Regions from separate parts of the Mus musculus genome. Here region 1 is linked to region 2. Evidence: chromatin loops called from intact Hi-C (ENCODE). Cell type or tissue: gastrocnemius. All regions are shown on one strand. Each heading gives the region's core, and the rest is flanking DNA. Links, peaks and the distances in the headings are about the cores only.

Region 1 (10,844 bases), core at 2,082-7,081, 140 kb after region 2:
CCTGGGTGCCAGCAGCCCAAGGTCAGAGGAGGTGACATCATGGAGACTTTTGGGAGAAATTACTTGTCCCAGTGAGCTCTTTGATTGGGACCAAGCTTACACCTGAGGCAGGTTGTAGGCCCAGGGTCATTGCATTTCTAACTTTTCTGTTACCTGCTTTTACAGCCCAAAGAAGTGCAGAGTGTACAGGCTCAGGCCCTAGAGCTGTCTAAGACCCAACCTGTGGCTATGGTAAAAACAGTGCCTGGAGCACACCCTGTACCAGTGTATGCCTTTTCAATGCAAGGCCCCACCTACAGAGAGGTAAGCCCCCACTATTCAGCACTGCCTCAATCTAAAAGGCTTAGACTCCAGCCAACAGTGAGGTGTAATTGGAGAATCTGGGCTTTCTCAGGCCTATATTTGCTCCGTATTCTCCATTGCTCTCAGATGCTCCCCATGGAAGCTCGAAATAATCTTAAGCCACTCTCAGCCCAGCTGGGATGCTGAGACAGCCAAAGCTATGAGATCAACCGAGACTGTTGGTCAGTGGCCATGACCAGTGCACATGGCGACCTGAGAGAGCCTCCTGTTTGCAGAGATATGCTCAGCATGGCCAAAAGAAGGAGAGTGAAAACATGCCACAAACCCCCTGTCACTCAGCTCAGTGTCTCAGCCCAGCACCACTAGAGGCACCCCAGTCACCCCTCTAACTTCCCACTCTTCAGGAGGCTTCTCAGACAGTCGGCTCCATGAAGAGGAAGTGCTCCCACGAAGATTGCTCCAGGAAGATCATCAAGATGGAGTCCACAGAGGAGAACGAGGACAGGTTGGCCACAAGCTCCCCCGAGCAGTCCTGGCCCAGCACTTTCAAGGCCACCTCCCCTCCCCATCTGGATGGGACTTCCAACCCTGAGAGCACCGTCCCTGAAAAAAAGATCCTCCTGCCCAACAACAATCATGTTACCAGTGACACAGGGGAAACAGGTAGGAGGATTAGGCAGGGAACACCTGTGTAAGACTGTCATGCCCTCAGATATCTGGAACACCCCAGGCCCCACCTCCACATTCTAATCCCACCTGGGCACTCAGAGCCATCAGGACTCCCATGCCCGAGCTGCTCTGAGCAGCCATTGAATATGGCACTGGTGGTTTACCCTGTGCTTGCTATGATTTCAGTGTGGGACACTGGAGGGGCTATGCCTTAGCCCTGCCTCCTTCCCTCCGAAAACTGCTAGTGCCAATCTCTGTGCTCTGGGGACATAAACACTCCATCTCCTCCTAGCACACACAGGACAGGGTATCTGTCATCCCCAGCCCATTGGACAAGGATTCTCCTGGATGTCTCACCCTAGCCAGTGGCCATTCCAGGAAGGATTTAATGCTGCCACCCCCTCTCCTTTTCAGAGGAGCGAGTTGTGGTGATCAGCAGCTCAGAGGATTCGGACACCGAGAATCTGGTGAGTAACACGGACTTCAGCCTAGGACTTCTGCCTCCCCTTGTTCAAGGTCCCAAAGGCCACAGCCACAGCAGGTGACTCTCAGGCTCACCTGGCACCTGGAAAATTTCCCAGCCAGGCAATAAAACCTAAGTCATACCAAGGACAGTCTGCAGGCACTAGCTGCATGCTTATTGCGTTCTGACCCTCTTTCTGCATCAGGCAAGAACACCTCTACAATGCTTGCTAGGCTGCTTTCTCCAGGCCATGTCCATCCTCTGTAATATCTTCTAGATCTGGAAGCGTCTCTAGAGTTTCTCTAGAGCTTCCTTGTGTACTTTCTATCTGCTAAGTACTCATGAGGAAAGGTAGACAAGAGTTCATTCCCTGGTTAATCAGTGAGCCGGGCATTGTGGTGACACACACCTTTAATTCCCACACTTGGAGGCAGAGGCGGATATAGATCTCTGTGAGTTCAAGGCCAACCTGGTCTACAGAGTGAGTTCCAGGACAGCCAGGGCTATGTAGAAGATTCTGACTGAAAAACAACAAAGTCAGTCGATGAAGGTTGGTGATAGGTAGAATGTGCCCATGGGTGACAAATAGTGGACATCTTAGAGTAGAAAGAGCTTATTTGGATTTGTAGTTTCAGAGGGTCAGTCCATGATCATCATGGTAGGGAGCTAGGCAGCAGGCAGCAGGCAGCAGGCATGGTGCTGCAGCTGGAGCTGAGAACTCACATCTGATCCACAAACACAAGTTATAGAGAGAGATGGCTAACTGGGAATGACATAGACTTTTTTTTCTAAAGATTTATTTATTTTATATATATGTGAACACTCTGTAGCTACCTTCAGACACACCAGAAGAGGCCAGCCATCAGATCCCATTACAGATGGTTGTGAGCTACCATGTGGTTGCTGGGAATTGAACTCAGTACCTCTGGAAGAGCAGTCAGTGCTCTTAACCTCTGAGCCACCTCTCCAGCCCCAACATAGACTTTTGAAACTTCAAAGTCCACTCTCAGTGACCCACCTACTCCAATAAGGCCACGCCTCCTAATTCTTCCCAAATAGTTCCACCAACCGGGGTCCAAGGATTCAAACATATGAACTTATGAGGAGTGTTCTCAGTCAAACCATCTCAGAAGCCCTATGCAAGAGTCTAGTTCATGTTAGAAACCTTTAAAGGCATCTGGTAATGAAACCCGTGACTCTTCTGTACCTGGAGGCATGTCATCAGAGACTAGGCTGTTACGTGTCCAGAGGAAGCAAAGCATGAGGAGAGTAAGAGGTTAGACTGGAGGTCTCTGTGGTCCCCAAGCTCACAGTCCACGATTCTATACTGGAGAGTGTACAGAACCCTCATTACCAGCAGTCACCTCCCTGCTGAGTACCTGAAGAACCTCCCACCTATGTTGGACCCCAGCAGGACCAGCAGTCTACACCACAGTGCCTGCCACCCACGGAGTTGGTCTTCCCATCATCCCACTGAGCAAGCTCTGACTCTTAAGTCTAGTCTTCCAGTCAGCCTTCCACTTGCCAGAAGTATGCTGCTGTCCTCTCTCAGATCTGCATTTTCCCACACAAAGCAAGGAGAGCCACCTTCCTTCATCACCCTTGGTAGCCTGTCCTCCAGGGGTACTGTACCTCGACATAGGGCTCCTCCTATTGCTCAGGCCACCACTCTGGCCACCACAGGGCTTCCCAGGCATCTGCTGATGCGCACACACAGAGAGAGGGCCATCACCACACTCTGCTGCATGCCCAGAACCTTCCAGTCCCTTGGACACTCCCTCCAGGGCTCCCTCAGGTTTCACCAGTGGCTTCTCCATGGCTTTTCAGCCAAATGCTTCTTCCATGGGTGGTGCTCAGGAATTAGGTCCCCCACCCCAGAGATTCTAACAGAGCCCCACGGGGGAATTTCCAAGTTCAAGGCCCTCCTTGAAGTCTTTGAAATTTCATTAGCACCACCAAGAAGCCACATCTCTACCAGTCCAGGCCTGGGTCCTCTATCAGACCGGCCTCTGAGAACCTGACTTCTTTCCTCTTCCGTGGCTGCTTGCCACCCCATCTCACTCTGCAGTCTTATGGCCAGATATCCCTGCCTATGAATGCAGAGATTCTGTCCATCCCAAAGCCTGACAGGTATGACTGCTCAATAAATACTATTTTTTTTTTTTTTTTTGAGACGGTTTCTCTGTATAGCCTGGCTGTCCTGGAACTCACTTTGTAGACCAGGCTGGCCTCAAACTCAGAAATCTGCCTGCTTCTGCCTCCCGAGTGCTGGGATTAAAGGCATGCACCACCACGCCCGGCTTTTTTTTTGTTTGTTTGTTTCAATAAATACTTCCACATAATCTCTGTTGTGAACCCTTTTCCCCATGGCCATCAGATCCTGTGCAGGATCTTCCCTGTGGTGCCGTTTAGCTTTCTTCCCGCCACACTGTGAACATCCAAAGTGGAAAGCAGGGCAAGGCCTCTACTATAATATATTCCATCACTGGTGGCTTTGAGGTCCAGCTCTTAGAGTGCAACCCTATCTCCCCAGTTTGTCTCAGACATCTCCCCGCCTCCCCTCTCATGGAGGAAAGATAGGACCATCTGCCCCACCCCACCCCTAGATTTCTTCTTCCCCTTCATGTCTTGCTTTCTTTCTGGTTGATTTCAACACCCACCATCTGACCTCCACTCCTTGACAACTCAAGGATCTTCAGCCTGTCAGTCACTTCAGCTGGCAACCATCAGCATGGCCACACTTCGTGCTTTGACACCATCTCAAAATGGACTGACTGCTCTGACTCAGACCACAGCCTCAAATCTGTCACCTCCTACCAGCTCTCCCTTTTTCAATCATTATCTCATGGAGCTCTGCTGGCAGAAACAACCACAGGAAGATTCCCCGGGGCCCCATTGACTCTCTGCTGCCCCCTGGAGACATGTTAGAGAAAAGCCACAAAGGAAGGCAAAGAACTAAGGACTTCTGGTCATGCCCTCCCGTTCTCATTTGGCTCCTCAGGGACACTTCTCTGAGCTTCATCCTGACCCTGACCCTAGCCTGTTGACTATACCTTCTGCTCCTGGTAAGAAACTGAAGCCCTTTTGGCGGTGTGGGAATTGTCAGCATCTGCTACCTAATTACAGATTTGTCTGCTGTTGGCACTTCCCTTCATCTGCCACTTCTGCCTGGTTGGAGGGGAAGTCTGTCTTCCTCTAAGACCCACACCTGAGTCCTGCTCCCCTGCTCCCCTGCCCCCACCCTGTGAGGAGGCTCACTCTATCTCCTGCTCCCCCGCCCTTGTGTCTTCTGATTCATCTACTTCCTTCTTGCCAGTCACTGCCCGCTCCCTGCTTCCCCCTTGGCCTAGGCTTCTCATCCTACTTTCTGCATCTCCACACCATGCCTACACCCTCTACCCATTTGTTGGCACGAGGGAAGCTCCAGGCCTCTCAGCACCGTGGTCCTAGATAGTCCCTAGCATTCCTGACTGGGTCAGCCTCTCCCAGAAGTCCATCTCTCTTTGCATTTCTGGGTGCTTCGTTCCAGGTCTCTTTGCTCTTGTAAAGGTTGTTTTTCTGGCTTTGATTCTGGCTTCCTTTCCCCTGTACTGGGTACAGTCTCTGGGTTAGGGCAGCCTGCTCTGACTAGTTGTTGCTCCTGCCTGCTAGACCAGAATGCCAGGGTGTACTGGCAGCTTTGCCTAAAGCCTTGTGTGTGTACTGTGCACATTCTCTCTGTCCCTCCCCCTGGATTACCACTCTACCCTCTGCAGAGGTGCATTGCTGAGGGCAGGGCACCTCTTGTAACTGTTTCTCACCTGTAGCCAAAATTTGGTCCTTGCCTTTCCGTTGTTGCCTATATTCTTCTGTTAGCTGGACATTACTTTCTATCTCATCATCTTTGATAACGTTCAAGCTACTGGCCCCGGGATGGAACTGGAAACCTAGGAAGGAACAGTGGAGAAAAGTATTCCAGAGGTTTCCCTGGGCATTGTATATGGTTGAGCTCAGGAGATGTCACAAGCACTATAGCAGGTGGGGAGAGGACAGTGAGATCCAACCATCCGTGGGTTATCAGGATCACCAAGGGAGGAGGGAGATACACAATTCAGGTTAGGAAGAGGTGATCATTGCTCACTGTGCAGAGCAAGCCTGGGGGTAGAAGAGTCCATTGCTTTTATGTGTATATATGTATATATATATATATGTGTGTGTGTGTGTGTGTGTGTATTTACAAATACAAATTTGCACTTTGCAGTTTGGAGGGACAGATAGTGCTTCAGGGTACCCATCCCTATCTTCCCTATCTCCTTTCTTGTAGGGCCTTTGTTTTACTTTATAATGAGGGGCTGTTCTATAAGTATTGGCCTGCTGAAGTGCCATCTTTTTCAAATGAGACAGTAGGGGTAGGCAGGCCTCAGAATGGCCTGCCCTGCATTTATGTCCATTACAAGACTTCCCTGTCCCAGGGGAGAGACCGTGCAAGGAGGAATGTTTCAGAAGAGCTCATCTTGCTGGATGAGGCAGCTGGGTCTCAGATGTGGAGAGAAGTCAGGTCCTAGTCTCTTGTAGAGCCCATGGGAGGAAAGCTGTGCTTAAGCTCTGGAAAGATGGGTGGGGCCCTGCACCTAGCCAGGGCCACTGTTTGAAGAGTCTTGCAGCAGAAGAGATAGGTAGTCTCACCCATTTTTTGTGACAGATGACTAGAGACCTTGACAGTATCAGAGCAAGCAGGAACTGGAGCAGCCTGTGGCAGACCCAGCAAGGATGACTGGCAGAGGAAGGGAGGCTCATGAGCAACAGCTGGTGTAGAGATGCCACCATGGTACTGATATGAGAGGCAGGTGCTTGACTGAGAATGTGGGAACCGTGTGTGTGTGTAAGAGCAGAGCTGCCTGCAGAAGGGCTGGAGCCGCAGGCACAAGGGTCCTAGCAGCTAATTACATGGCCTAGTTTGCTAATATCTGTGCCTTGTCTCCAAGGCCTTTAAGAGCCTTGGAGCTAGGAGTTAGGAGTTTGTGTCTGTGAACCCCAGAGACACACGTGTCTCACTAAACTGAGCCCAGCTGTAGCTGAAGCTTAGGCGTGAGAAAGTTCTTCAGGATCGAGACTTTTGCTGAGCATCAGTGGAAGATTCTAGATGGCTCCCTAAGCTAAACACTGGCTTCCCAAAAGGAGTTGACTTTTGTCTGTTCAGCTTGTCATCAAACAAGGCATGAATGTCCGTGTAGACCGGAGCTTCTCAAGCCTGGCTGTGCACCGAGGACTTTAAGCAACTGCACATTGCTGGATCCCACCCCCATAGATTCTATGTCCCATGAACAGCCTGGACTTCCTATGCTACTAAGGCCTAGCCAAAATCAGGCATTGCTGAACGGGGGCATTCGGTGTGTGGAAGAGAGGAATGTTCCTTTATTTGGAAGGGGGTGACATTTAAGTTAGTGGGTGTGATACAGAAAGGACAAGAAAGACTGGCTCTCACCTCCATCGGAGAACAGGGAAGGGAAGAGAGCTTATGGCCCATGGTGACACTTAAGTCTCCCATCCCGGTCCTTGGTCTCTCATCATCTCACTCCAGTGTTGTTGTTGTTTAATTCTTTGGCCTTCTCTCAGTTGGTCTTACCCCTGCCTGCATGAGAACTCTCTTTTCTCAGCCCTATTCTCTCCTGCCTCCACTTCTCTTTCCCCCACAAGCAAGTTTCCTGATTTTTTTTCCATCTCTCTTCCTCCTTTCTTCCCTCCCTCCACACTCAGCTATTCTGATATTTGGAATAAGATGGATGAGTGAGGGCTTCTGATGTGCCCAGAGACTCCCTTGCTGAGCTAGGAGGGAGAGATGCTGGTCCAGATGCTGTGTGTTCCCTTCCTATAGACCCTTGTTTTTAGAGATGTCTTGCTTAAATGGTCCATTTAAGCCAAGTTGGTTTGAGATTTAAGAGAAGAGGCGAATAAGGAGTTTTTAGCCACCTAGCTCAAGTACATGGTGTACCAGTGAGACCAGCCTCTGCCATTAGTGCATGGCAATTCCTGGGGGTTTGGGGGAGTGTGGGGGCTGTGCCTGGGCTAAAAAGACAGATCCTGCCTTTCCTTTAGCCACAGCTCAGAGGAGGGAAAGGGGGGCATCCTGTTAGTGAGATACCTACAGGTTCCCTCAGAGAAGGCAGATCTAGAAATGAGGTTTCCTACCATAAGTGATGAGGCATGAAGATGAAGGCAGTAACCAGAAGGTAGAGCTGTGGAGCGCTCCAGGTGTTCTGCTCTGAAGACTGCCTTCAAGGCCTGAAGGGACATCGTCAGGAGGAAAGAGTCAGGTGGGCGCACCTGGGGCCCAAAGGGGCTTTTGGTGTAAATGCTTGAGGTCAGAAGGAAGATCTAGGAAGAGGCAGTCCGTGTGCGATGTCACTGAAGACCTAGGAAGAGGCAGCCCGTGCATAGACGAATTGACTGGGCCAGTGAGGCAGCTCTTCAGCATCTGGAGAGGGTGAACCCAGACCAGAGAAGGGCATAACCAGGGTGGCTCAGCTCTGCCTACCAATCCAAGTGTGAGGATAGACACTGGGAGTCTAAGGACAGAAACCCGGAGCAAGAGTGCAAACTCTGGAGGCCACTCCAGAAAATGACGTAATTTTTCCGTGGGGAAGAGAACAGTCTCCTGCTCTCAGCTCGAAACTAGGAAGATGCCTCCAGAAAGGCCCTCACAGGGATGGCAAAGCAATGTGGGGTGTCTGGGTGTAAGGCGGGCTGGGAGGAAGTTGGGGTGCCTGATGCAGGACTACAAAATATAAGTTGAATGAAAAGCAACTTCCTTTAGGAGAGCCCAGCCCTGGTTCGCTTTCTAGTGAGCACCACAACTTCTCTTGGCTGAAGGTTTGTGAAAAGCAAGTGTTTTGGAAGGGTGGGTGATAACCGCCACGGCCAAAGGTACTTATTTCAGGTCACAGCTTGTAGTCCATCATCCAGGGAAGTCATGACAGGAACCCAAGACAGGCACTGACTCAGAATCTGTGGAAGAATGCTTTTTACTGGCTGCTGTTCTTCCTGGCTAGCTCAGCCTGATCTCTTATACACCCAAAGACCGTGTGCCCAGGGATGGCACCGCTCTCAGTGGGCTTTGCCCCTCCATATCAATCACTACTTACGAAGGGAGGCATTCTCCCCACATTGTAGCTCCCCCATCTCAGATGACTCTAGCTTGTGTCAAGTTAACAAAAACAACAACTAGGGCAGCAGGCATGTTAACTCTCTCTGCAGCCAGAGGTGTTCTCCAGAAGCCACAGCCCTGGCTCATGTGTGCAATCCTTACATGAGACACATCCGGTTCACACCTGCATACACATTTGTGCGTCCCCACTACTCCACCCTCTCCTGCGCACAGAGAGGCTCTTACTGTGCAGGCGGGTATCATCCCTACAGTTTCCTGTGCGCACACTTGCTCCAGAGCGCAGACTTAACCTCGCCTTGGACCTTCAAGGCCTCTGAACTCCTGACCTGTTGGCTTCTTTGTGTTGCAGTCCTCCCACGAGTTGGACGATAGCAGCAGTGAGTCCAGCAGCCTGCAGCTGGAGGGCCCCAATTCCCTCAAGGCCTTGGATGAGAGCCTCGCCGAACCCCACTTAGAAGACAGGACCCTGGTTTTCTTTGACCTCAAGATTGACAATGAAAGTGGGTTTCCCAAGACCTACCTTACCTCTTTTTAGCTTAGTCTCTGAGTCCCCAGGGAAAATGCAGGTAGAGCCACTTCTAAGGCTCCTGCCAGCCCCTAACCAGCCACGACAGCCAGGTGGACAGAGGACTCTGACACACCTGAGATACCAAGTGCTGCCATATCTGCCTGGAGTAGAACCAGGACGTGAGAGGGAGATGTGTAACTCCACAGATTCACTTCTGACAAAACCTCTGTGGAGAGATTGGGAACAGTGTATAGGCCATAGTTGACCTTTTAGAGACAGGGTTTCTCTGTGTATCCGGGGCTGTCCTGGAACTCACTCTGTAGACCAGGCTGGCCTTGAACTCAGAAATCCGCCTGCCTCTGCTTCCCAAGTGCTGGGATTAAAGGTGTGAGCCACCACTGACTGGCAGTAATCTACTCTTGACCTTTGGCTGTGACCACACGTTTCCTAGAACAGGGCCCAGATACATGAGGAAACCTGCAGAACCCAGGTTACAGAGAGTTGCGACTCCTTGTCCTGGAAGCCCCTAGTCTTCCTCTCTGTCATCCTTGCCCTGGTTCCTCAGCTCTGACCCTTTACTCAGCCAATAGTTATGGGCCCTGTATTGGGGCTAGCCCAGCCATCCAGAATCATCAGGTATTTCCATAGCACACACACACAAAAAAAAAAAAAACCCAAAAAAAAAAAAACAAAAAAAAACAAAACCCAAACAAACAAACAAAAAACCTATCTTTGGGCTTCAGGAGGAGTCTCTGGGCAATGCTCTTAAGGGATGCAGCCCAGAGCTCTGATCCAGCAGGGACTGATGGGGTTGGAGGTAGGAACAGAATAGAAGGCGGATAAGAAACACGCGGGGTCTCTGTTGTAGGTGGAGGCTGAGAAAATACAAAATGGGCAGAATTCTAAGGGTTGGGCAAACTGCAGGGCAGGAGGCATAGGAAGAGCCAGCTTCAGGACGGGTGAGCCATCCCCGCCCCCTATCGGAGCCAGGTAAGAACTACATATGGAAGATACTTGGTTCCTGCCAGCAGGCTTCAAAGTGGGATTTCTAGACAGTGGGTCAACAGCCCGATCCCTTGCACTCAACCCAGTGCCTCCTGAACCCTGAACCTCACCGTGACCTTCTTTCCTGCCTAGCCCAGAAAATTAGCCAGCTGGCCGCGGTGAACCGGGAAAGCAAGTTCCGTGTGCTCATCCAGCCCGAGGCCTTCAGTGTCTACTCCAAAGCTGTCTCCCTGGAGGCGGGGCTCCGGCACTTCCTCAGCTTCCTCACCACCATGCACCGTCCCATCTTGGCGTGTTCTAGGCTGTGGGGGCCGGGACTCCCCATCTTCTTCCAGACCCTGAGTGATATTAACAAGCTGTGGGAATTCCAGGACACCATCTCAGGTTTCTTGGCCGTGCTGCCCCTCATCCGGGAACGCATACCCGGCGCTAGCAGCTTCAAACTTGGGAACCTAGCCAAGACCTACCTGGCGAGAAACATGAGCGAACGCAGCGCTCTGGCTTCTGTGCTGGCCATGAGGGACTTGTGCTGCCTCCTTGAGATCTCCCCAGGACTGCCGCTGGCCCAGCATATCTACTCCTTTAGTAGCTTGCAGTGTTTTGCTTCCCTGCAGCCCCTAATTCAGGCCAGCGTCCTGCCACAGTCCGAGGCCCGCCTCTTGGCCCTCCACAATGTGAGCTTTGTAGAGTTACTGAATGCATATCGCACCAACAGGCAAGAAGGCTTGAAGAAGTATGTCCACTATCTGAGC
Region 2 (10,844 bases), core at 3,242-8,241:
ATTAGCCACGTTATTTCCCTCCATTAGCTGTCCCTGGTGTGCTCAGGAATGTCTTGTCCCTTTTCCTCTCCATTTCACTCTTTCCATTCTCCGCACAATCTGGGCTGCAGCGTTTCCCCAGCCCTCCACCCCCCCACCTGCCCCGTCATGACCGCGTGCAGCTTCCAGAACAGCTCTCCCCACGGGGCTGCTGGGAGCAAAGTCCTCGGGGACAGCACGGGATTCAAAGAACTGTCACCCCAGCTTGACATTACTTGGAATGGTTCCTGTGGGTCATTTTTAGTGTTGTAGCCAGTAAGCTGGAAGGTGGGTTCCCCAAGAACTGGGAAGTGACCCAAAAGGCAACAAATAACTCCTAGGCACCCCAAGTAGTACAGAAGACTCATAGTGTGGGTGGGTTGCTCTGGTTCAGGGAGACCCCAACCATGTCAGTGCTCAGAGGAGCACTGTTGCCTCCAGCTCCACCCGCGCCCTGTTCCTATCACAGGTGACACATGACACGCAGCCATCTCCAGCATTGTCAGAAATACCCCGCTCTGTGGGAGTGAGGGCAGAAAGCCTGACACCCAAAAATCTAAACTTATCCTAGCTCCCTACAAGGAGGGGCGAAGAGAAAGGTACAACAAAGTAGCTCCAGTGTGCATGATTTCTATGAAGAGCCCTGACTGTCCCAGATCCCAGGGGTCCTGGGAGGTATACTCTGAGGGGGCTGGTACTAGTAACAGAGATGCAGTGAATGACATTTCAGAATTGTGCCACGTGGTATTGGCACGAAGGGAACGCAAGTCAACTCGGCTCCTCACATTGGTCTTGCTGCTTTGTGCTTTCGTGTGTATGTGTGTGTGTGTGTGTGTGTGTGTGTGTGTGTGTGTGTGTGTGTGTGTGTGTTTAGGTTCCAATATGCAGAGGAGCAGAAACTGACAGGTTCACAGGGTCTTTGAACATGGGCACAGATGTTACTACAAGCCTCAAGGAATCAGGCGGCATCTTGACTGTCTTCATCACGGTGATTTTTATGAACAATCCCTGGGCATAGTGAATAGCAATGGTGAAGCTGTGGGTGAAGTAAGAACTGGGTGCTGGTGCCACTGTGCTTGCCAGCCCTGCTGGACTCTTTACAGACACTCCCTCATTTATCCTTCAAGCCCAACAGGCATTACCACCCCTCCCCACAGGGTGCCGGGGAGAGATTCATACAGGGTAAGAAGAGATGGTGTCAGACGGATGACTTCTGTTCCGCCTCCCGGGAGGAGTCTCATTGTGTGGAAGATGGTAAATGGTACAACAAAGCCTGCTGCCAGGAGCAGCAGGCTCAGGGTATCAACCCACTCCGCGGCTGGCAGGTGTCGCCAAGAAACACACAAGTCACCCAACACCAGATGGAATCACGCTTTAGTCACATAGATGAGAGGGAATAAGAGCAACTTCAACAGTGGGTGTCTGCCCCCCTATAACCAGAGGTCTCAGTCTGCCACCAACACGGGATGATGACCTTCACATGGCCTTCTGTGCCATAGGTAAAGGCCCTCGCTCTCTCTCCACCTGGAAGAGATCTAGCAGGGAGGCTGGCCAGGAGCCATATGACGCACAAGCTTAAGCAGAACAAAGGAGCGCTCTTGGAGCCTGGAATGGGGAAAAGGTGGTTGCAGCAAAGTGATGTGCCCCACAAAAGCTTAGTGTAACCTTTTCTCTTGGGAGAAAAGGGGTTTAGTCCCAAGCCACTTTCCTAAGGCTGTGCAAGAGTCAAAAGCTACATGTACTGGTCACTTGTCCCCATCTGGATTTAGACACAAGTCTGCCTGGCACCACAACCCAAGAGCTTTCTTACCTGCACTCAATCACTCCTCTGCAGGCTCAGGTAAAGTCTGGATATGGTGACACCAACATTCCTGTGCTAGGGAAGCAAGAGATAGGCAGGACCCAGGGCTTGCTGGCCAGTGAGCCTAGCCTACTTAGTAAATTCCAGGTCAATGACATACTATTTTAAACCAAAACCAAAATAACAAGGTAAAAGTCTGAAATGTCTGGAGGTAAGAGTCCTCTGATCCCTGGAAGGCCCCCTCCCTCCTCACCAACGCAGCCCATCAGCTAACAGCCAGATTCCTAAGGGCAAAGATGGCCCAGGTGGCCTTCTGTAATGCTAATCCCAAGCATGCCAGTCCAGAACCTACGGCTCTCATGCCCTGAAGCATCTCTATGCATAGATACTTAAAGCAGAAATCTGGAGAGAGAAACAGAGAGAGACAGACAGACAGACAGAGAGCGAGAGACAGAGAGAGACAGAGATGCATAAAGGGAAAGTAATAAACTGGCGTCCAAACTCTTTGGCAATTATATACACAAGTGGAAGCAGGGACTCTTTAGCTCCAGGAGACCCAGGAGACATAAAGTGCTGGTAAGAATCTGCAAATGAGACCGGAGAGATGGCTCAGGGTTGAGTGTTTACTGCACAATCATGAAGACAGGAATTTGGATGCCAGCACCTATGTAACAAACTGGGCATCTGGCACAAACCCGTAACCCCAGCTCTGAAGTAGAAGAGGAGGAGACAGAGTAGTTGGGGCTTGCTGGCTTTTAGGCTAGTGGGGAAAGAGGGGGCCCCAGGTTTAAGATGAGAAGCTTCCTTCGAGGGGGACATCCAATGCCTCGTCCTGGACTCTGAGCACACGCACATGTCTTAGTCAGGGTCTCCATTCCTGCACAAACATCATGACCAAGAAGCAAGCTGGGGAGGAAAGGGCTTACTCAGCTTACACTTTCCACATTGCTGCTCATTACCCAAGGCAGTCAGGACTGGAAATCAAGCAGGAGCTGATGCAGAGGTCATGGAGGGATGCTGCTTACTGGCTTGCTTCCGCGGTCTTGCTCAGCTTGCTTTCATATAGAACCCAGGACCACCCACAATGGGCCCTCTCCCCTGGATCACCAACTGAGAAAATGCCTCACAGCTGGATCTCATGGAGGCATTTCCTCCTTTCTCTGTGATAACTCCAGCCTGTGTCAAGTTAACACACAAAACCAGCCAGTACAGTACACAATTGTGCACACACACACACACACACACACACACACACACGCATGAACATACACTCATACACACAAATAAATCCATTTCTTAAAGAGTATCTGAAAATATGTGGGTCAGATTCAGGCCCTTCGTGCTCTGTGGAGTTCCTTGAATTGCTTGAATATTAAGCCTCTGTATCGTTTCTATGAGGCTGCAGTAATACGAGTAGCCGGGGCTGGCTAATTTGGAGCAGAGTTATGACCCAGCATTTGTACCCAGGGAGCTGAAGGTTAAAGGAAGTTCAGCAGATGATCTACGTGCACCACACTCGGTTTAGAAACCAAGTTGCATTCAGCAATCAGATTGTTCCTACTCCTCTCTGGCCAATCCTCCTCACTTCGAGAAGCTTGCAGTTAATTCTCCACAAGGTGCATTACTAATGTGGAGGAACAGAGGCATCCGTCATCAGCCCCTGTCATCCACGGTGAGGAACACCCACGTGGTGTCTCCTGCTTCCCACGTTTGACTTGGAAACCTCACAGACCTCCAAATGAAGCTGCTCTGAGGTGTGTGGAGTGGATTCCTATTCCACTCAGTGCCTATGGGTGCTGCCCACCCCTCCAGCTCTGCCGAGACTGGGACAGCAGGCCAAGGCGCAAAGGCTCTCAGTATCTTCCCGTATTTGGATGGGGAAACAGAGGGAGGCAAAAGACAGGTGCTACCGGGCTGTCAGAGATTTCTGCAGTGCCTCCAGCCAGCAGAACACTATCAGACAATGAAACCGTGAACTGTGTCTACGCAAGACTTCCATATGGACAGCTCAGTTAATAAAGTTACGAAGGCAGAGATTGGCTGTGTTCTGATTTCATGGCTGGGGAGTCCGGGGGATTGGTAGATTTCAGATTTGAGGTCAGACTCCAAGTTCCACCTTGGAGCTCCTGACTGCAGTTTGGTTTGTGTAATGACTAAAGATGCTTTCCAGCCAGGACAGACCTGAGTGGAAAGGCACGTAAGGCTGGAGGTAGAGACCGTGACTCTGGAGCCAAGAGTCGCCGCTTTCTCAGGTCTGTTTAACAGCAACACCTACCAGACATCAGGAAGCTGGGGGCGGGGCACTAGAAGACTGAGCACAAAATAATCTGACATTGACCCTGGTGTAATGGAAATCAGGGTAGGAGGGAGAGAGACAGGTACAAGGTACAGAAAGGGGTGGGAGAGGATGGCAGTTACTCTACTTGTCTGTTTTCTTCAAGACAGGGTCTCACTATTTAGCCTTGACTGTTCTAGAACTCACTCTGTAAACCAGGCTGGCCTTGAACTCACAGAGATCTGCTGTCTCTGCCCCCTGAGTCCTGGCATTAAAGGCGTGCACCCCTACACCCTGCAGCTTCAGTTATTTCATTAAGTTATTCATCCAGTTGGTGCTCAAATCTACTGTCTTAGTTTGCCCAAGACCTTGCTCTGGGTATATAGGTAACTAAAGCAGAGGGTTGGGGAGTTGGCTCAGTGGACAAAGTGTTTGCCATGCAAACATGACTACCTGAGTGTGGATCTCCAGTCACCCTGTAAAAAGCCATGCATACAGATGTACACATCTGTAGCCTCAGTGCTGGGGACAGAAACAGGTGGATCCTTGACCAACCAGTCTAGCCAGGTTGAGTGAGAAACCCTGTTTCAAAAATAAGGTAGAGAATCTCACACACACACACACACACACCAGGAACCACTATTCAAATGCTAAATTGTGGCCTCCTATGTAGTCTTACATAAACCTACTCTTGGTCTCCAGATCAGATATACTGATTTGGTGTTTTGGAAAATCATCCCTAAACCTGAGGCTCTAACTGTAGTATTATGAGCTCTGGTACTGGTCTGGTAAAACAACAGCCAGAAATAGGAAGTTGTAGCTCACCTCCTCCAGGAAGTCCGCCCCAGCTAGCCAGCCCACTGGATCCATTAACTCAACCTCTGACACATAGCCTGTGTACACTGTAATCTGGAGAGGGGGGTGGTCTGTAGATTTACTTCCTTGGCTTCTGTGTGTGTTCCAAGGTCATTGTGATGGCAGTTCCAGGGCCTTGTGACACACATCTAGCTGGATTTGTTCAAATGTAGGGAATCAAGAGAGGTCCAGTTCATCTCTTAAAAGGAAGTCCCCTTTCCCTGGTTCCCTGATCACTAGGGAAGAGCTGGACACAGGCCACTCCCAAGGCAACAAGAGGGGAACATGACTACCCTTTCTCCAGAAAACAGCCTCTCTGCCAGGCGATCAGCCACCTTCATTCTGGTATGTTCTTTGATTTGATTTGAGAGAAGGTGTCTCTGTGCTGCCCAGGCTGGCCTTGAACTTGTGATCCTTTTGCCTCAGCTTTCTGAGTGCTGAGATTATAAGCTTATGCCACCACACCTGACATGTTCTTCATCAGTCCCAAGTGCCTGCCTCCCATAGTCCGGTTTATAGCGGGACTCTTTGTCCCTGCTGAATGGGAAGGCTGGCCATGGAACGGAGAGCAAGGGCCGCTTACCTTCAACAGCAGCCACAGGTTAGACATCTACATCCCTTTTTACCTTATTGGCGGGGGGGGCAGGACTTAGAACTCAGTATGGCTTCCTCCCCAACTGTGTCATTCTAAATTTTTTGAGTTTTAGAGTTGCAGCCTCTCACTGTTTTTCTTTGGTGCTTTTGCCAACAATTCTGGTATGTTGCCACCAGGTGGCAGTAGTGCTTCTGTTACTAGGTCCCAAGCCCAGTTAATAAACTATTCCGGTCCACCTGAGTCATGAAAATTTTCCACGCACTATTTTTCAAAATCATAACTAATTACAATGACCTTAACAAATCTCAAGACCCATTTGTCATGTGATTAATAGGGCGATATATAGAAATGCAAAACGAGCACTTGGGGTTTAAACGTTACACGTTTATTGCAGATGATCACCAAGCTTTGGATTTTTTTTCTATATTTCTCCCATTCTCCAAATTTAGAGAAGGCTAATACTAATAATAATGAATAAGCTGCCACACAGCAGTCGATGTGTACAGATGGTATTGTAAATGCTTTGTTTATAGTCACTCCTTCTCATCCCAGCCCTTTGAGATGGGATGTGATCAGGCTATTATCATTTGATGAGTGAGAAATAGATCTTGGAGACTTCAAATCCAGTCAGCTGCTCTCCAGACTCAGGCAAGCAGGCTGACCAGTCCTCCTCATCGATTCGTGAAGGCCCAAACGTGGAGCTGATTGCCAGCATCAAGGAGACCTTACTTCTCAAAGTTACCTGTAACTCCTAGTGCCCCGTTTCTCAGGGTTGATCCAGCAGATAAAGCGTGTGTGAGTTATTAAAGAGGGATGTTCGGTCTAGGGAGATGGCTCAGCACTGAAGTTCTTTTCTTGTAAACATGACGACAGAGTTTGAATCCCAGAACCCATGTGAAATGTTGGGTGGGTATGGTCATTCCCCTATAATCCCAGTCCCAGAAGGCAGAGATAAGAGGATGCCAGGGGCAAACTGACTAGGGGAATTTAGCCATATCAGTGAGCTCTAAGTTTGGTTGAGAGACCTTGCCTCATTGAGTAAGGTCAAGCAGGCAATCAAAGGTGATTCCCAGCATCAATCTCAGGCCTTCATGTGTACTCATAATATGTGCACACACGCATATCACACACACACACACACACACACACACACCACTGACAAACAAAGGGAGCTCGTAGCCCACCTGACCTGCAGATAGGGAAACTGACCTGCCTGTAGTCAATGGCTCACTGTGGCTTTTAAAGTCAAATGTTTCCCTACTTCCTGACCCCTGGCTCCTCACTCCAGCCTCAGCCATCCAGGAAACTGTTAGGAACTCGTCTCTGTAGGCTGTTTCCCCAAACTTTCAGAACCAGAAGACCCTCCAGTGATTTCAATACATTTTTCATTTAGAGTCCCGTGTCTACACATTCAGGTATTAAGAGAGAGATGGGGGCAGCTCTGGCCAGCGCGGGTGGATTCTGTCCAGCAGCTCAGGTCTCTCTGCAGTGTGGTACTTCAAGAGCCTCCTCTCTTCAGCCTGGGGAGAGGGACATTTTTGCACCCTTAGTTGCTATTTTGTAAATGCTTTTCAGACACTATCCCTTACCACTCATACGCAAGTGTGTGGCACACAAGTGTGCCTACCACACGCGGGCCAGGCGTGCGTGCATCTCCTCACATGAATATTCCTGCGACCGGCTGCTTTATATTTTCAAGGAAGATAAAATAGAGCACATGAATTGTTTACTTGGTGTTTATCTTAATCTTTCTATTATCAAAGCAGCACAGTCAAAGTAAAACATAAAATACGATTAAAAAAGGAAAAAGAGATGTTTACACTCCTTAACTTTCAAGAGAGTCCCGGTAGCTTTTTGGTTTGCTTTTGAGACTGGGTCTGATGCATCCCAGGTTGGCCTCAAGCTCACTGCATAGCTGAGAGTAACCTTGAACTTCTGGTCCTCCTGCCTCCACAGGTGTGTGGAATCGAACCAGGCATGTGGTTCTGGGGATCAAACCTGGAGCATCCAGTGTGCTAAGTGAGCACTCGACCAACTGAGCGACATCCCTAACCTCAATGACTAATTTTTTTTTCTTTAAATTTTATGCATATGGGTGTCCTGGCTGCATGGACATCTGTGCCCCACACATGTGTTTGGTGCCAAGGAGGCCAGAAAAGGGCATCAGGTGTCCTGGAACTGGAGTTACATCTGGTTGTGAGCTGCCATCTGGGTGCTAGGAATTGAACCAGGGTCCTCTGGGACAGCAGCCGGTGCTCTTAACTGATGCCATCTCTCAAGTCCCACTGTTGTTCTCAATAGAGAACGTTTTCTTGCATTTTCTTCAGTATTTTTACTATTATTTATTTAGTTGCTCTTGTTCTTGAGGTAGGGTCTCACTATGTAGCTTCATACGGCTTGGAACTTCCTATGTAGGCCATGATGTCCTTAATCTGAGAGATTCACCTGTTTCCCAGGTGCTGGGTGGGGTTACAGGCATGTGCCACTGTGCCCAACCTTCAGTCTTTTGTAAAAAATGCATATGAGCTTATGTATTACAGTTCTTATACTATGTAACAGACACAGTATACAAGAGGTATTACTGTGAACACTGATCCGGCTGGACTAGAGACCCCGAGTGTAGACGGACAGTGCTACTGTCAGACCACACAGACTACACGGAGAGGTGGTACTGGTGTGTAGGGAGAATGTCTGGTTTTAAACTGTGTACTCTGCTTTTTTTTTCCTGTTAACATTTGAATGTTTCCGGATTATTGTTCATGCCTTGTCAACATGACATTTTATATGCCTCACGGTATCCCAGTATATCCCACAGTATATATAAGACATGGCTTACTTAATGATTCCCTTATTGCAGAGATTCGGAGTACTTACATTTTTCATTTGGGTGAACATTACTGTCCTTCCTGGATTTTCGTTCCCCACTTATTTTCAGCAATTTCCTTTGGATAGAGCATTCTAGAACGGAGTCAGAGCCTAGCACTTGAAAACCACCTTGCATTAGAAGGGAAGCCCACAGACTCCAGCGGAGGACTAATCTGGTTGTTCTTACCAGGAGAAGAGAAACCCCCCCATTGACAAGGCAGAATGGGACAGCTTCTTCGATGAGAATGGTCACTTGGCCAAGTCACGAGACTTCATTTGCATTAACATCCTGGAAAGGGTATGGTCCCTGGGCTACCCTCAGCCACACCCTGGCACTAGGGGGTGGCCCAGAGGGCAGGGATCAGGCAGGGCACTGGGCAAAGCCCTCTGAATATTCGTCTTGAGAGTTCATGACCTCCATGACCAGGGACTACACCCCTTCGTGAGGACAGAAGCCTGGAAGTTCCTCACAGGCTACTACTCGTGGCAGAGTTCACGGGATGAGCGGCTCATGGTGGACAGCAACAGGAGGTAGAGCTTTCCAGACCCTCTTTCAGTGGAGAGTTGTTGGGGCTTCAGGTGGCATGGGGTGCGGGGTGGGGTGCCCTCTCAGCCTAAAGACTCAGGTCTCTTCTTCAAATGGATTCCCTATTCTTAGAAGACCCCCTGATGCTTCCTGCATGGGACCCACACGCAGTAGATGTAGCCAGGTTTAAGCTAGCACGTCCGCTCCAGTTCCATTGAACAAATAAGTGGCAGGCAGAAGTTTGTCCTACTTTCCCTTATCACCTTACTCCCAACCCCACCCTTCCCTACACAACCTACCCGTGAAGGGCCTAGTCCTCACATCACCAACTGCTACCCCCAAACCCCATGGCTGAATGGCCTCCTGAGTCTAGGTTCTACCTCTCTGCCCTGTCAACATCTGTTCCCAGTGCCCGGTATGGGCTTCTCCTGTCCTCAGGTTCAACAGTCCTGCAGGTGTATCTGCTGACATTTCAAACACCTATCTCTTTCCTAATCCTGGCTCCCTCATCCCAGAACCTTCCATCTGACCGTACCAGCTGCCTGAGGGGCTATTTTAGTGTTAGGGCTATCACTGTTGGGACGACACACCATACTCAAAAGCAACTTGTGGAGGAGGGACCTCATTCCATAGCTTACAACTCTACATTGCAGCCCATCACTGAGGGAAGTCAGGGCAGGAACCCGGAGGCAGGAGCTGATGCAGAGGCCATGGAGGAGTGCTGCTTACTAGCTTGCTCCTCACACCTTGCTCAATCTGCTTTCTTTATAGCAGCTGGGACCGACCCAGAGGCAGCACCTCCCACCGTGAGCTGGGCCCTCCATATCTATCACAAGTCAAGCAGATTAGTGACAGGCTTACCCATGGGTTAATCTGGTGGGGGTATTTTCTCAATCAAGGTTCCTTCTGCTACAATGACTCTAGGTTGTGTCAAGTTGATATAAAATGGACACCCAGGGAGTCTCCATCAGCTCAACGCTCTACCAGAGCTGGGTGTTCTTTGACTCCCTCTACTCCTGGATCATTCATTTGCTCTTCCTCCCTCCACATTGGTCCCCCCATTATCTATTTCCCAAAGCCCCACCCTTGGGCTTCTGGGATTGCTTAGAGGATGAAGGCACCTACCACCACGCCTGACAATCAGAGTTCAATCCCATAGTGGATGGTGGAGAGAGTAGACTCTCACAATCTGTCCTCTGACCTTCACAAGAATGTGGTACACACACACACACACACACACACACACACACACACACACACACTGAATAAATAAATGCAAAAACTCCATCCTTGCTTCAAGGCCAGGATCAAGCAGGGCGCTTCCTCTAGTGTGCTCTGATTGCCTGGAGGATCTTCATAGGTGAGTAGCACACAGTCTTGTTTGGGAAAGAATTCAATTCAAATTCTAGCATTAACATCATATTCTTGAGTGAACTTCTCAGCTTAAGGCTTAGTCTCCCCCTGCACTGTCAAATTTGGGGTCACAGTACAGTTCGCAGAGTAGTTACAATGACCTCATTATAGGAAAGGGCATGTATGTCATCGTGCACAGGGAAAGAACAGCTATGGTTCATGTTGGTGGGGATGCCACCCAAAGCCACTTCTGTGACCCTGGAACTTGGGCTTGCTGACAGCCTGGAGCCTGCCTCTTCTCTCCCCTATGGAGACCACACTGGGGCAGAGTCCTCTGCTCACCTTGTCTTTGGCTCACTGTTCTATGTGAGTGCTTAAGGTGGGCTGGGTCTGAATGACCCCACAGTGGATGGCTTCCTTCTTGGAGGTGTTCATCTTAGGCTACCTGACTACGACTGGGTGGCAGGGTCTGGAGCAGAAGCTGTGTTCAGCCTCAAGGCAGCTCCCAGCCAGGATGTGGAAGACAGCTCCACAGGGGACCAGCAGAGAATAGTCC

The links. Peaks named below come from ENCODE experiments on the same cell type or tissue, not always from the same donor. Only the 100,000 strongest peaks of a DNase experiment are listed, where the experiment ranks them.
Region 1: a loop joins it to region 2, with 5 times the contacts of the local background. A loop is called at or near these places in 11 of 42 quality-filtered maps.

The regions. Positions count from the first base shown.
Region 1 is chr9:58,219,950-58,230,793 of GRCm38, reverse strand. Pml (promyelocytic leukemia) reads left to right here. Exons shown (of 9, transcript NM_178087.4): 5 at 166-303; 6 at 708-966; 7 at 1,387-1,439; 8 at 8,929-9,079; 9 at 10,225-10,844. Mir6385 (microRNA 6385) reads right to left here and starts at 9,644; the gene lies at 9,540-9,644. In gastrocnemius, for the core only: a CTCF peak has its summit at 4,345 (motif pointing left); DNase peaks (open chromatin) are centred at 4,392 and 4,641.
Region 2 is chr9:58,364,716-58,375,559 of GRCm38, reverse strand. It overlaps Tbc1d21 (TBC1 domain family, member 21), which reads left to right and starts at 5,105. Exons shown (of 11, transcript NM_028854.4): 1 at 5,105-5,294; 2 at 8,600-8,707; 3 at 8,837-8,940. The coding sequence starts at 5,235. 1700072B07Rik (RIKEN cDNA 1700072B07 gene) reads right to left here and starts at 5,056. Exons shown (of 3, transcript NR_040727.1): 1 at 4,920-5,056; 2 at 1,829-1,889; 3 at 1,377-1,623. In gastrocnemius, for the core only: a CTCF peak has its summit at 5,714 (motif pointing right); a DNase peak (open chromatin) is centred at 5,705.